Linked DNA regions of Homo sapiens: region 2 is linked to region 1. A link is an interaction called in ENCODE POLR2A ChIA-PET data of the cell type or tissue named here. Cell type or tissue: MCF 10A. All regions are shown on one strand.

Region 1 (8,000 bases):
TGAAAGGGGCATTGTCATTAAGCTTCAGAAGGAGCTACTTTTCTAGGAGTCAATTTATAGATTATCAAAGCTTCCAAAATGTTTCTACTCTTTAGCCCAGTGATCCCACTTAATTTCTTTAATTTCCCTTAAAAAAATAATTTTAAAAATAAGCTGAAAGAAAAAAAAAAAGGCTGGGCACAGTGACTCACACCTGTAATCCTAGCACTTTGGGAGGCCCAAGTGGCAGAATCGATTGAGGCCAGAAGTTATGACCAGCCTGAGCAACATAGGGAGACCCCGTCTCTATTTTTTTAAAAAAGAAAGTAAATTAATTTAAACATTAAAAATAAGATTTATGCAGAATGGGGTTTTTTTTAATAAAAGTGCAACTTATCTTTAATAATGGAAGTTATTTACAATAGTGAAAGGTATAAGTATTTAGAGGCTACAGTGAGTTACCCTCCAAGATCTTGGGAATGAAGAAATTGTACTTCCCACTGAGAGTTAAACGGCAAAATCAACCTAAGATGGTTTAGAGTCCAAGGATGCAAAATCAGTGGAAAGAGAGAGAAAAGATATTAGGCTCACTGGCCTTGGTTGAGGACATTCACTTCCAAAATAAATATTATGTCAGTCGGAAGAGGTTTTAAACACAGGCACCCAGAAACCAGAGAGTGCCATGGGCAGGGCCCATGCTCATTTGCAACACAGCCGGCACTTGTCCTATGTTCTGACCTATGGCAAGGCCATCCCCAAAATGAGAAGGTGGCACTAGACCATCCCAAAATTGGGCCCCGATAGGCATCCCACTCCGCTTTTCCTGGTACAAAGCTCACAAAAAGACCATTTGTGTCCTCAGCATTTGACTACATGGAAACATAGCATTCCAGTGTCTTCCTCCTGGTAAACTAAAAGGCAGTTTTTGATTACAATAGTCTTCCAACATAGGTGGAAAGGATATCATTTATGCCAGTGTTACCACGAATAGTCCCTGTGTGACAGTTATATGTCTCATTCAGATTTACAAAGTGACATCGTGATATATTCTTCAGGCCCCTGTGCAATGAGGTTAGCACAAATCAGCCTTTCAGAACTTAGTCACTCCTGGGGACTACAGGAACCAGTTCCAGCGGGTCTGTACACACCAGTTCCACATGCAGGAGTCTTATTACTGATTTCTACAAGGAGAAAGAAATCTCAAACAACCAAATGTTCAACATTAGAGGAAATCTTATACATCATGCTACCTCTATCCCATGTAATATTATGCAATTGTCAAAGTTTTTGTTTTTTAAGATAATTTAATTATTTGGAGAAATAGTTATAATACAATGTGTTTAAAATTATGATTCACACTCTAGAAACCAATTTGGCAGTTTCTTACAAGATTAAGCATGCAAATACCATACAACCCAGTAATGACACTCAGGTATTTGTCCCAGAGAAAGGAAAACATAGATTTTTACATAAAAACCTGTACACAAAGCTTTATTCATAATAGCCAAAACTGGAAACAACCCAGATGTCCTTCAACAGCATGATTCCATGTATAGAACATTTTTGAAAAGCCAAAATGTAGACATGGAAAACAGATTAGTGAAGGCCATGAAGACGGATGGGCACGTGGGAGGAGGGTGAGGAAGGAAGGGTTGTGATTTTTAAAAGGGCAACACAAAGGATCCTTGTGGCAATGGAATTGTTCTGCATCTTGACTGTGGTTATAGACGCACAAGCCTAACATGATAAATTGTATAGAAGTAAATACACACACACGTACAAGTAAAATAGGGAATTTTGAATAAGATCAGTAAATGTCAGTATCCTGGTTATGATATTGTACAAGATGTTACTATTGGAGAAAACTGAATAAAGGGTACAACGGGATCTCTCTGAATTATTTCTTTCTTTTTTTCCTTTTATTTTTAGTTGGCATGTAATAATTGTACATATTTATGGGATACAGAGTGATATTTCTTTTCTTTTTTCTTTTTTTTGAGACAGACTTTTTTTGAGACAGACTTTTTTTTTGAGAGACAGACTTTTTCTTTTTGAGACAGACTTTTCTTTTTTTTTTTTTTTTTTTTTTTTTTTTGTTTGAGACTGGGAAACAGTCTCACTCTGTTTCCCAGACTGAAGTGCAATGGTGCAATCTTGGCTCATTGCAACCTCTGCCTCCCGGGTTCAAGTGATTCTTCTGCCTCAGCCTCCCGAGTAGCTGGGATTACAGGCATGAGCCACCACGCCCAGCTAATTTTTGTATTTTTAGTAGAGACAGGGTTTCACCATGTTGGCCAGGCTGGTCTCCAACTCCTGGCCTCAAGAGATCCACCCACCTCAGCCTCCCAAAGTGCTGGGATTACAGGCATGAGCCACCGTGCCTGGCCCAGAGTGATATTTCAATACACATATACAATGTGTAATCATCAAATCAGAGTAATTAGCATATCCATCACCTCAAACATTTATCATTTCTTCATATTGTGAACGTTCAAAATCCTTTCTTTCTCTATATTATTTCTTATAACTGCTTATTAATCTATAGTTAATTAATCTATAGTTATATCAGAATAATAAGTTTAATTTTTAAAAGTTGATACAAAACTGTAGGTGCAATACCATTGCTTTGCATATTCTTGATCATATGTACACACAAAAAATCTTAACAATTATTAGCTCTAGGTAGTAGAGGTGTTGGATTTTATAAGTGATTTCTGAGTTTAGGCTTTTTAATATTTTTTAAATTCCTTACCATGAACATATATTCATTTTATAATTTATAAATATAATGAATGTAATCTTTAATCACAGCACGATCATTTGTAATAACAACCATATCTTCGTGATAACTCATACAAAGCTTTTTATCAGCTAGTACCCCCAAAACTTTTCGGCATAAATTGCTGCAAAACTAAGAATTTCCAATCCTGTACTTCTACAATTAAATTTTTGGAACCAAATATAGGACCTCACAGCTGAACTCTGATTGCCAAACCATGTCATTTCTCTGGCTCCCAGCAATCATGTGCAATTTAAAGACTTTGGGCCAGAAGGACCCTGAGCTTCTTTCACCCTTATAGTCCTGGGCGTCATGCTACTACCAAGAACCTTCTGGGAACTTTGGTCTGTCTACTTAGAGATAATGAATTCTAAAGAGAGAAAATGAACCACTTTCTCTCAGGTCTCAGACTATGATCATATCTCCTTGAGAAGCAGCTCAAATTATTGTGAGAACCTGCCACTTGCCTACCCCACCACCTTCCACCTCAGCAAAGTCCCCATTAGCTCAGGGTATCAAACCACTCATAATACTGCTAGATGGTCAGTGGTAGGAATTTGCAGATTTATGGGCCTATAAAATCATTCACTTTCACTGCTGGAATGATGCAAGTCTCCTAGGTTAATAAGTAACATGGCCTTCACAAACATCAACTGGAGCACAGCGTGGGAGAATTCCAACTCTGTTGCCACATTTCCTAAAATCCAAAACCATTTCTGCTTCTGCAATACCTGTGCTTCTCTGTCATGGTGCATGCTGGTATGAATTCTCCCTCTTCCGACACATCATTGTCGTCCTCCTCAGGGCTTCTCTTCATATCACTTTCTACTGTCTGTGAGGGGTCACCCAGCACTTCTCTTAGGGAAACCTTCTATGTCTCCTTGTATCAGGATCTGAGTCAATGACCACATCTGGTGGATTCCACTTTCCTGTGCAGATGGCATATAAGCTAGCTGTCCATCCTCAAAATTCCCAGTATCCACCCCAGATTGATGTGTGCTTGCGAGACACACACATCAACAGTTGCCTTTTTGCTAGCCCAACAGGGTAAAGAAGGGCTCCCTTTTGAGCCTTATCTGTGGGTCCCTTCCTTTGGCTGGCTTTGCCAGTACAGCAGAAATGCTTCCCTAAGATGGGCCTCTTCAACAAAGAACCCAAAGTCAAGTTTACCTGGTCTCTGTACTGGTTCACATACTTAGTTGCCAGTCCACACCAAGGTCCACTGAGCTTACGCAGACATTTTTGTATCTATTTTACACCATATGTCTGTTGGATATAATAATAAAATATTTGGACATATTTTGTGCATCACTTTTTACTCTGTTTTTCTGGTAATTCATTTTTGTTGCATTTTATGAAAGTTTCAGTCAATACATATTAGAAATAAAAAAGAATTTTTGAAAACTTGGTCCTTCAACACAAAAATTTGGGAATTGCCGGTCTGGGAGACTTGGAGGGAATTAACCTACAGCACACACTTTGACAAACATTACTGTCCAGGGTCATATCATCATACCGCATCCCTGGCTCAAAAAGTCAACCTCTGTCTTGAAACCCACTCTAGACCATTGGCTTTCCCTCTGGCAGCACATGAAAATCACTAGAAAGCTTTTATTTTGTCTTTTCTTATTTTGTTTTTATGGTTGCTGGGTTTTTTTAAACAGGGTCTCTCTTTGCCAAGGCTAGAGTGCAGTGGTACAAACACAGCCCACTGCAGCCTTAACCTCCTGGCTCAAGCGACCCACAGTCTCAGTCTCCCAAGTAGCTGAGACCACAAGTGCGTGCCACTAAGCCCAGCTATTTTTTTATTTTTTGTGGAGACAGGGTCTCACCATGCTGCCCATGCTGGTCTTGAACTCCTGGGCTCAATCAATCCTTCCACCTCGCCTCCCAAAGTGCTGGGATTGCAGGCATGTGCCATGGCGCCTGGCGAAGGGAGCTTTTAAAATACAGTTATAGAGGCCATACTCTGAATCAATTAAATCAGAATCTCCCAGGGTGGGTATTTTTTAAAAGCTCCCCAAGTAGTTCAAAGGTACAGCCAGGATTAACAGTCCAAACCTTCTCAATTCATCATCTTGGACCACTTGCCTGGCCTTCTGTTGTTTTGTTTTTGTTTGAGGAAATATCTGAGTCAATATCTCTCCTTCCAATAATACTTTAAATTCAAAATTAAAGCAACAAATGAGGACGGGAAAGCACTTCTAGCATAGCAAAGACCTCCATTAAAATGATAAGAACACTGTCAAAAATGCTCAAAATCAACTTCTGCAAAACTCCCAAAATTAATCAAAGGCATGCAACAATCTGAGGACTATTTATTCAAGAAAACAGCTGCATCTTGGTAAGAATGGCATATTTTTGTCATTTTAATGTACCCTATTCCCATCTCCCTCTCTGTAGCTCTGCAATAGCCTTGAAAACCAAGAACCTGACAGTAACAGTAGCTATGAAAAACAGCATCCAAGAATTCCCAGAAGGAAATAAAATGGGATTGGAATTCCCAAAAGCCTCATCTCCAGAGAATTATCACTATTTGATCTTTGTGGCAGCTCCTTTAAAAGCTCCATTCTCAGGGCTCATCTTTATTTGGCCTAAGGTTGGCCTGTATAGAACAGCCTATGGCTAGGGAATTTGTCAGAGATAATCATTAGCAATTGTTTAACATCACAGCTGCCTGAGGCAGTGCTATCAGTTGAGGTTTACAAGAGACTGGCTAAAAAAACTTAACCAGAAAAAAAAAAGTGAAATTAGATCTCCACAGGGGACATCTGGACATTCATAAATCTCCAACATATTCCTAAAATCCAAAACCATTTCTGCCTTCTGCAATACCTGTGCTTCATACATGTGTGCATGCCCAGAAAAGAACTAAGAAGGCCCTTTTCTCCTACCTGTGGCTGACTTTAACCCTCTGTGCAAGTGGCAAGTGAAGACTGAGGCAGAATTATAAAGTGAAAGAGTGTTGAAGTCATGCCCTACACAAGTGGTTGCCTTGGCAAAGGCTGGGAGGCTTATTGGTTCAACGTATTTAGGGACATCTCTGTCCAATCACTAGATGACCACTGAGTTAACCAAGCTTAGGTGTCTGTGGCTACATATGACAAAGACTAAAGATTTTACAAAGTTAGTCCAGGGAAGTCACTGGAATAACAGTAAGTGTATTAGTCTGTTCTCACGCTGCTAATAAAGACATAACAGAGACTGGGTAATTAATAAAGGAAAGAAGTTTAATTGACTCACAGTTCCACATGGCTGGAGAGGCCTCACAATCATGGCTGAAGGCAAATGAGGAGCAAAGTCACATCTTACATAGCAGCAGACAAGAGAGTTGTGAAGGGTAACTCCCCTTTATAAAACCATCAGATCTCATGAGACTTATTCATTATCACAATAACAGCATGGGAAAGACCCGACCCCATGATTCAATTACCTCCCACAAGGTCCCTCCCATGACACATGGGAATTATTGGAGCTACAATTAAAGATGACATTTGGGTGGGGTCCCAGCCAAACCATATCAGTAAGCAAACAAAAAGCAACAATAAACCCCAAGGAGGGGCAGAATCTGATTTTCAGAGGTATCACATTATATTATATAAAATATCCATTCTTGGCCAGGTGCAGTGGCTCATGCCTGTAATCCCAGTGCTTTGGGAGGCCGAGGCGGGTGGATCATTTGGAGTCAGGAGTTTGAGACCAGCCTGGCCAACATGGTGAAACCCTGTCTCTAGGAAAATACAAAAATTAGCTGGGTGTGGTGGCATATGCCTGTAATCTCAGCTACTGGGATGGCTGAGGCAGGAGAATCACTTGAACCCATGAGGTGGAGGTTGCAGTGAGCTGAGATTGCACCATTGCGCTCCAGCCTGGGTGACGAAGCGAGACTCTATCTCAAAAAACAAATCCATTTTTAACAACAAAAAAATTATCACAAAGAGAAGGGAAATATGGTCTGTATGCAGGAAAACAAACTGTCCATAGAAACAGTGTTTGAAGAAGCACAGGTGTTGGGCTTAACACACAAGGACTTTAAATTAGCTATTATGTTCAAAGGACTAAAGGAAGCATATCTAAAGAATTAAAAGAAAGTACAATAACAATGGCTTATCAAATAGAGAATATCAACAAAGAGATAGAAATATTCTTTTTTAAAAAAATCAAATGGGAAATCTGTAGTTGAAAAATACAATAACTGAAGTGAAACATTTCATCAGAGAGATGAAACAGCAGATTAGAACTGGCAGGAGAAAGAGTCAGTGAACTTGAAGATACGTCAACTAAGAATATGCAGTTTGAAGGAAATAAAGACAAAATAATTAAAAAGAGGGTATAGAGCCTCAGAGACTTGTGAGACATCACCAAGCATAGCAACATGTGCATAATGGTAATACCAAAAGGAAAGTTAAAGGCTATCAACTAAGAATTCTACATCCAGCCAAACTCTTTTCCAAAACAAAGGAAAGAATGCAACAGGAAGTATATATGAAGAAATAATGGCCATAAACTTCTCAAATTTGATGAAAAACATTAGTCTGAACACAAAAGAATTCAACAAACTCCAAATAGATTAACTCAAAAAGATCTAGACCTAAAAACAGCATAATTAAATGTTGAAAGCCAAAGATGAAGTGAAAATCTTAAAAGCAGCAAGAGAAAAGAACTTATCATATAGAACGGAGCCTCAGTAAGATTAACAATGAACTTATCAGCAGAAATAATGGAGTTTAGAAGGCAGTGAGATGACATAGTCAAAGGACTGAAACGTAAAGGCTGTGAACTAACGATTCTATATCCGGCAAAACTATACTTCCAAGATAAAGGAAAAAGATACTTCCATCTAAACAAAAATTGAGAGGATTTGTTGCTGGCAGACCTGCCCTATAGGAAATACCAAAGAGATTCCTTTAAACTGAAAAGAAAGGGCACTAGACAATCATTTGAATTCACACAAAGAAATAAGCGCTAGTAAAGGTAATTACATAGGTAAATACAAAAGACAGTAAAAATGTGGTTTGTAACTCTTTTCTTCATATTGAAATCAGCTTATTGCATAAACCAATAATTATAGACATATGTAATGGGCTCATAATGTATAAATATGTAATTTTTATGACACTAGTAGCAAAAAGAGGTGGGAAAGAACAGACCTATATTGGAACAAAGTTTTTGCATACTATTTAAACTAAGTTAATATTATTGCAAAGTAGAGTGTTTTAAGTTAAGATGTTAATTGTAATCC
Region 2 (8,000 bases), 620 kb before region 1:
ACCAATGTGAATTACTTAAAACCCTTCACCAGACCTTTCACTTAGGCATTGATAGCACCCATCAGATGGCCATATCATTATTTACTGGACCAGGCCTTTTCAAAACTATCAAGCAGATAGTCAGGGCCTGTGAAATGTGCCAAAGAAACAATCCCCTGCCTTATCGCCAAGCTCCTTCAGGAGAACAAAGAACAGGCCATTACCCAGGAGAAGACTGGCAACTAAGTTTTACCCACATGCCCAAATCTCAGAGATTTCAGTATCTACTAGTCTGGGTAGATTCTTTCACTGGTTGGGCGGACGCCTTCCCTTGTAGGACAGAAAAGTCCCAAGAGGTAATAAAGGCACTAATTCATGAAATAATTCCTAGATTTGGACTTCCCCGAGGCTTACAGAGTGACAATGGCCCTGCTTTCAAGGCTGCAGTAACCCAGGGACTATCCCAGGTGTTAGGCATACAATATCACTTACACTGCCCCTGGAGGCCACAATCCTCAGGAAAAGTCAAGAAAATGAACGAAACACTCAAACAACATCTAAAAAAGCTAACCCAAGAAACCCACCTTGCATGGCCTGCTCTGTTGCCTATAGCCTTACTAAGAATCCTAAACTCTCCCCAAAAAGTGGGACTTAGCCATATGAGATGCTGTATGGACCTTCCTAACCAATAACTTGTGCTCGACTGAGAGATGGCCAACTTAGTTGCAGGCATCACCTCCTTAGACAAATATCAACAAGTTCTTAAAACATTACAAGGAGCCTGTCCCTGAGAGGAGGGAAAGGAACTATTCTACCCTGGTGACATGGTATTAGTCAAGTCCCTTCCTGCTAATTCCCTGTCCCTAGACACATCCTGGGAAGGACACTACCCTTCATTTTATGTACCTCAACCATGGTTAAAGTGGCTGGAGTGGAGTCTTGGATACATCACACTTGAGTCAAACTCTGGATACTGTCAAAAGAACCCGAAAATCCAGGAGACAACACTAGCTATTCCTGTGAACCTCTAGAGGATCTGTGCCTGCTCTTCAAGTGACAACTGTGAGGAAAGTAACTGAATCATAGATCCCCATGGCCCTCCCTTTTCATATTTTTCTCTTTACTGTTCTCTTATCCCCTTTTACTCTCACTGCACCTCCTCCATGCCACTGTACTACCAGTAGCTCCCCTCACCAAGAGCTTCTGCGGAGAATGTGGCTTCCTGGAAATATCAATGCCCCATAGTATAGGAGTTTTTCTAAAGGAAACCCCACTTTCACGGCCGACACCCATATGCCCCTGCACTTCAGGCCTACATTTCAATCCCTGTACCTTTAACCTCCTTGTTAAGTTTGTCTCTTCCAGAATCAAAGCTGTAAAACTACAAATGGTTCTTCAAATGGAGCACCAGATGCAGTGCATGACTAAGATCTACCGTGGACCCCTGGACTGGCCAGCTAGCCCATGCTCCGATGTTAATGACATTGAAGGCACCCCTCCCGAGGAAATCTCAACTGCACAACCCCTGCTACACCCCAATTCAGCAGGAAGCAGTTAGAGCGGTCGTCAGCCAACCTCCCCAACAGCACTTGGGTTTTCCTGTTGAGAGTGGGGACTGAGAGACAGGACTAGCTGGATTTTCTAGGCCGACTAAGAATTCCTAAGCCTAGCTGGGGAAGGTGATTGCACCCACCTTTAAACACTGGGCTTGTAACTCAGCTCACACCCAACAAATCAGGTAGTAAAAAGGGCTCACTAAAATACAAATTAGGCTAAAAGCAGGAGATAAAGAAATAGTCAAATCATATATCACCTGAGACCACAGTGGGAGGGACAATGATCGGGGTATAAACCCAGGCATTCGAGCAGGGAGTGGCAACCCGCTTTGGGTCCCCTCCCATTGTATGGGAGCTCTGTTTTCACTCTATTAAATCTTGCAACTGCACACTCTTCTGGTCCATGTTTGTTCTGGCTCAAGCTGAGCTTTTGCTCACTGTCCACCACTGCTGAATGCCACTGTCGCAGACCCTCCATTGACTTCCACCTCTCTGGGTCCAGCAGGGGGTCTGCTGCATTTCTGATCCAGTGAGGCACCCATTGCCGCTCCCATTCGGGCTAGAGGCTTGCCATTGTTCCTGTGTGGCTAAGTGTCTGGGTTCATCCTAATCAAGCCTAATACTAGTCACTGGGTTCCATGGTTCTCTTCCATGACCCACGGCTTCTAATAGAGCTATAACACTCACCACATGGCCCAAAGTTCCATTCCTTGGAATCTGTGAGACCAAGAACCCCAGGTCAGAGAACAAAAGGCTTGCTGCCATCTTGAGAGTGGCTGCCACCATCTTGGGAGCTCTAGGAACAAAGACCCACCCCATAACACTAGTGTGGCTGTAGCAAATTACCACAATCTTAAAACACCAGAAATTTATTCCTGCATAATTCTGGAGGCCAGTAATCCAAAATTTACGTGTCATCAGGGCTATACTCCCTCCGAAGTGTCCAGGAAAGAATCCTTCTTGCCTCTTCCTAGCATCTGGTGGTTGCTGGCAATTCTTGGGGTTCCTTGGCTTGTAGCTGCCTCCCTCTGATTTCTGCCTCTGCCTTCACATGACCTTCTTATGAGGACACAAGTCATTGGATTTATGATCCACCTTAATTCAGAATGCCCTCATCTTAATTTAACTAACTCCATCTTCAAAGACTCTATATTCAAATAAGGTCACAATCTGAGGTTCTGAGTGGACATGGACTTTGGGGGGACATGATTCCACCCAATATAGGGTCTGACACATTGTCCTGCTTGTAGTTGAATGCTCAATATTTATGAGTATATACTTAGGGACTTTTGTCTATTTGTTTGTTTGTTGAGACAAAATCTCATTCTATTGCCCAGGCTGGAGTGCAGTGGCATGATCTCGGCTCACTGCAACCTCAGCCTTCTGAGTTTAAGCCATTCTCCTGCCTCAGCCTCCTGAGTAGCTGTGATTACAGGTGTGTGCCACCATGCCCGGCTAATTTTTGTATTTTTAGTAGAGATTGGGTTTTGTCATGTTGGCCAGGCTGGTGCTTGTGCCCCAGGGCTTGTGGCACTTGTGCCCCACTCCCGACCTCCAGTGATCTGCCCACCTTAGCCTACCAAAATGCTGGGCTTATAGGCGTGAGCCACTGTACTCAGCCAACATTTTTTATCAGAACTTACTTTCTCATTCATTCATTACCTAAGTAGCTAAAACAGCATCTCTTGATATAATCTGATTCATATTTAGCCACTGCTCTTCTCAGTAGCCTGTTTGTTTCTGTACATATTCATTCTCCAGTCTCCCTGGATTCTCATTGTTTTATCCAAAGCAAAGCATTCTCAGTTGTGTCTGAGAGTGTTGGCAGCTTCCCCAGCACCATGACTTTGCATTTGTGCTCTCTGACATGGAAATTTGGACTCAAGCAGTTTAGTCCCACAATTGACATTTACTGACCTTGTGGAAGAAACAAATTGCCTGATCTGACTGGAGGGATTAACTGGGCCTTTATCTATCTGGCCTAAGGGCATTTTGCTCGTTAAAGCCAGGCTGAGTGGAGGCCGTGATAGTGATAGCCAGCCATTCTCTATCACAAAGAAAATGTAGGCAGAGTTCTAAGACAACCTCCAATGACCCTTGCGTAATCTTGCTCTATGTAACCTCCTTCCTTGAAGAATAGGTGGAACCTGTGATGAACATGATCACACTGGTGTGATTATTACGTTGTATGGTAAAATAAATTTTTTTAAATGTAATTAATGTTTCAGATCAATTGATGTTAAGACGGGGAGATCATTGGGGTGGGCCTGACTTAATCACATGAGCCCTTCATTATGTTACCTCTGTTTATTGGACACCCCATATTCTGAAAATGACATCAAAGAAATGAAAAGATAGGAGAAACCATAGTTTATTTTCCTTTCAGTACATCCTTACCAACCAGTAAGCCAAAAATAAAGTATATTAGTAGACTGTGTGCACATCAGGAAATGAAATAAAAACATTTGGGCCAGACACAATGGCTCATGCCTGTAATCCCAGCACTTTGGGAGGCCAAGGTGGGTGGATAACCTGAGGTCAGGAGTTCAAGACCAGCCTGACCAACATAGAGAAACCCCGTCTCTACTAAAAATACAAAATGAGCCGGGTGCGGTGGCACATGCCTGTAATAAAATCTACTTGGGAGGCTGAGGCAGGAGAATCACTTGAACCCGGAAGGCAGAGGTCGTGGTGAGTGGAGATCATGCCACTGCACTCCAGCCAGGGCAACAGAGTGAGATGCCATCTCAAAGAACAAACAAACAAACAAACCAAAAAACAACAACAACAACAAAAAACAAACAAAAAAATTTGAATTAGTTTTGTACAGTGTTTCCACTCTTCTAAGAACAACATATATACACATATATGAGCTCCAAAATATGAGTTGTATAAAGTTGGTGACTCTGTAAAAACTGGTATTGCACAATATAAAGACAAACAGTATAACTCATGCTAAAAACTTAAAAACTTAACATTTTAATTTTTCTATACTTAAAATGCATTAAATAACAAACAAAAAAAGCCACTAAGACAACTTGAGAAAGAAACTGTGGGAAAAGGGAAAAAGATTTATATTTTAGCACTTTTTTCTCCAGTGAAAAATGATATGATTTGATCCAGTAAAATGTTTTAAAAACTGTAATATACGATAATACAAGCAACCCTTGTGTATTAGTCTGTTCTCACTTCGCTATGAAGATACTTCCTGAGACTGGGTAATTTATAAAAGAAAGAGGTTTAATTGACTCAGTTCTGCATGGTTGGGGAGGCCTCAGGAAACTTACAATCATGGCGGAAGGTAAAGGGGAAGCAGGCACCTTTTTCACAAGACAGCAGGAGAGCAAAACAGCACCGGGGAAACTTGCCACTTTTAAACCATCAGATTTTCAAGAACTTCCTGACTAGCATGAGAACAGCATGGGGGAAACCGCCTCCATGATCCAGTCACCTCCAACCAGGTCCCTCCCTCGACACATGGGGATTACAGTTAGAGATGAGATTTGGGTGGGGACACAGAGCCAAACTGTATCACCTTGCTAATACATTTTCCCCCATGTCTCAGTTGAACTCAGGTGAAAGTTCAAGATTTTTAGGTACTGTTATTGAAAGTAAATTTTTTTCTAAGTACCAAATATAAACTTCACTGTAGAATATATAGGAAAACAGAAAAGCTCAAAAAAAGAAATTAAAATAATCAGTAATCCCAGCACTCAAAAATCACCATTTTTAATATATTGGTATGTTTCCTTCATTCTCGGTCTATCCTGAGATATGCCTTCTTTACACGAATGCTATATTTTGTAATGTGCCTTTTTTTTTTTTTTGAGATAGATTCTCACTCTGTTGCCCAGGCTGGAATGCAGTGGCGTGATCTCAGCTCACTGCAACCTCTGCCCCCCGGGTTCAAGTGATTCTACTGCCTCAGCCTCCTGAGTAGCCGGGACTATAGATACATGCCACCATGCCCAGCTATTGTATGTTTTCTTTTGAAAAGTGTCTGTTCATGTCCTTTGCCTACTTTTTAACAGAGTTATTTGCTTTTTCCTTCTACATTTGTTTAAGTTCCTTATAGATGCTGGATATTAGACATTTATCAGACCCATAGGTTGCAAATACTTTCTCCCATTCTTTTTTTGTGACTGTGTGGTTGGGGGACAGAATCTCGCTCTGTCGCCCAGGCTGAACTGCAGTGGCACAATCTCAGCTCACTGCAATCTCTGCCTCCCAGGTTCAAGCGATTCTCCTGCCTCAGCCTACTGAGTAGCTGAGATTACAGGCATGCGCCACCATGCCCAGTTAATTTTTTGTATTTTTAGTGGATACAGGGTTTTGCCATGTTGGCCAGGCTGGTCTCAAACTCCTGGCCTCAAGTGATCCGCTTGCCTCAGCCTCCCAAAGTGTTGGGATTACAGGTGACAGCCACCGCGACTGACCCATTTCGTAGGTTGTCTATTTACACTGTTGGTAGTTTCTTTTGCTGTGCGGAAGCTCTTTAGTTTAATTAGATCCTATTTGTCAATGTTTGCTCTTGTTGCAATTGCTTTTGTCGTCTTTGTCATGAAATCTTTGCCCATTCCTATGTCTAGAATCATATTGCCATGGTCATCTTCCAGGGTTTTTATAGTTTTGCCTTTTAAGTTTTTTGTTTTTTTTTTTTTTGAGACTGAGTCTCGCTCTGTTGCCCAGGCTGGAGTGCAGTGGCGTGATCTTGGCTCACTGCAACCTCCGCTTCCCAGGCTCAAGCAATTCTCCTGCCTCAGCCTCCTAAGTAGCTGGGACTACAGGTGCACACCACCACATCTGGCTAATTTTTTGTATTTTGGTAGAGACGGGGTTTCACTGTGTTGCCCAGGCTGGTCTCAAACTCTTGGGCTCAGGCAATCCACCTGCCTCAGCCTCCCAAAGTGCTAGGATTACCAGGCATGAGCCACCACTCCTGGCCACATTTAAGTCTTTAATCCATCTTAAATTGATTTTTGTACATAGTGTAAAGAAGGGGTCAAATTTCAGTCTGCTGTATTTGGCTAGCCAGTTATCCCAGCACCCTTTATTGAATAGGGATTCCTTTCCCCATTCTTTGTTTTTGTCATCTTTTTCAAAGATCAGTTAGTTGTACGTGTGCAGACTTATTTCTGGGCTCTCTATTCTGTTCCATTGGTCTATGTGTTTGTTTTTGTACCAGTACTATGCTGTTTTGGTTACTGTAGCCCTGTGGTATAGTTTGAAGTTGGGTAGCATGATGCCTCCAGCTTTGTTCTTTTTGTTTAGGATTGTCTTGGTTATTCAGGCTCTTTTTTGATTCCAGATGAATTTTAAAATAGTTTTTTCTAGTTCTATGAAGAATGTCATTGTTAGTTTGATAGGAGTAGCATTGAATCTATACATTGCTTTGGGCGGTATGGCCATTTTAATGAAATTGATTCCTCCTATCCATGAGCATGGAATGTTTTTCCATTTGTTTATGTCATTTCTGATTTCTCTGCGCAGTGTTTTGTAGTTTTTTTTGTAGAGAACTTTTGCTTCCTTGGTTAGCTGTATTTCTAGGTATTTTATTCTTTTTGTGGCAATTGTGAATGGGATTGCTTTCCTGATTTGGCTGTCAGCTTGACTGTTGATTTTGTATCCAGAAACTTTGCTAAAGTTTTTTTTTTAATCAGCTTAAGCAGCTTTTGGGCCGAGACTATGGGGTTTTCTAAGTATAGGATCACGTTATATGCAAATAAGGATGGTTGGACTTCCTCTCTTCCTATTTAGGTGCCCTTTATTTCTTTCTCTTGCCTGATAGCTCTGGCCAGTACTTCCAATACTATACTGTATAGGAGTGGTGACAGAGGGCATCCTTGTTTTGTGCTGGTTTTCAAGGGGAATGTTTCTAGCTTTTGCCCATTCAGTATGATGTTGGCTGTGTGTTTATCATAGATGGTTCTTATTATTTTAAGGTATGTTCTTTCAATACCTAGTTTATTGAGAGTTTTTAATATAAAGGAGTTGATTCCATGTCTCTACTATTGTGAACAGTCCTGCAATAAATATACGTGTGCATGTGTCTTTATGACAGAACAATTTATATTCCTTTGGGTATGAATTTGGGTTGAATTTTATTGAAAGCCTTTTCTGCATCTATTGAGATAATCAAGTGGTTTTATCCTTAGTTCTGTTTATGTGATGAATCACATTTATTGATTTGTGTATGTTGAACCAACTTACATTTCAAGGATAAAGCCTACTTGCTCCTTGTGGATAAGCTTTTTGATGTGTTGCTGGGTTTGGTTTGCCAGTATTTTGTTCAAGATTTTTGCATCAATGTTCACCAAGGATATTGGCCTCATGTTTTCTTTTTTCATTGTCTCTGCCAGGTTTTGGTATCAGGATGATGCTGGCCTCATAGAATGAGTTAGGGAAGAGTCCTTCCTCCTCATTTTTTTGGAAAAGTTTCAGTAGGAAACTTTTGGAGCTCGTTAT

Evidence for each region. ChIA-PET counts read pairs that join two places held together with the same protein. Peaks named below come from ENCODE experiments on the same cell type or tissue, not always from the same donor. Only the 100,000 strongest peaks of a DNase experiment are listed, where the experiment ranks them.
Region 2: POLR2A ChIA-PET joins it to region 1 with 5 read pairs; 2 of 35 experiments call an interaction of 5 or more read pairs at or near these places.

What each region holds. Positions count from the first base shown.
Region 1 is chr7:135,214,786-135,222,785 of GRCh38, forward strand. No RefSeq gene overlaps it. Among named protein-coding and RNA genes, the nearest start is that of WDR91, 7.3 kb to the left of the region's middle. In MCF 10A, no CTCF peak of the experiment used is centred here; no DNase peak of the experiment used is centred here.
Region 2 is chr7:134,590,658-134,598,657 of GRCh38, forward strand. No RefSeq gene overlaps it. Among named protein-coding and RNA genes, the nearest start is that of AKR1B15, 46 kb to the left of the region's middle. In MCF 10A, no CTCF peak of the experiment used is centred here; a DNase peak (open chromatin) is centred at 3,384.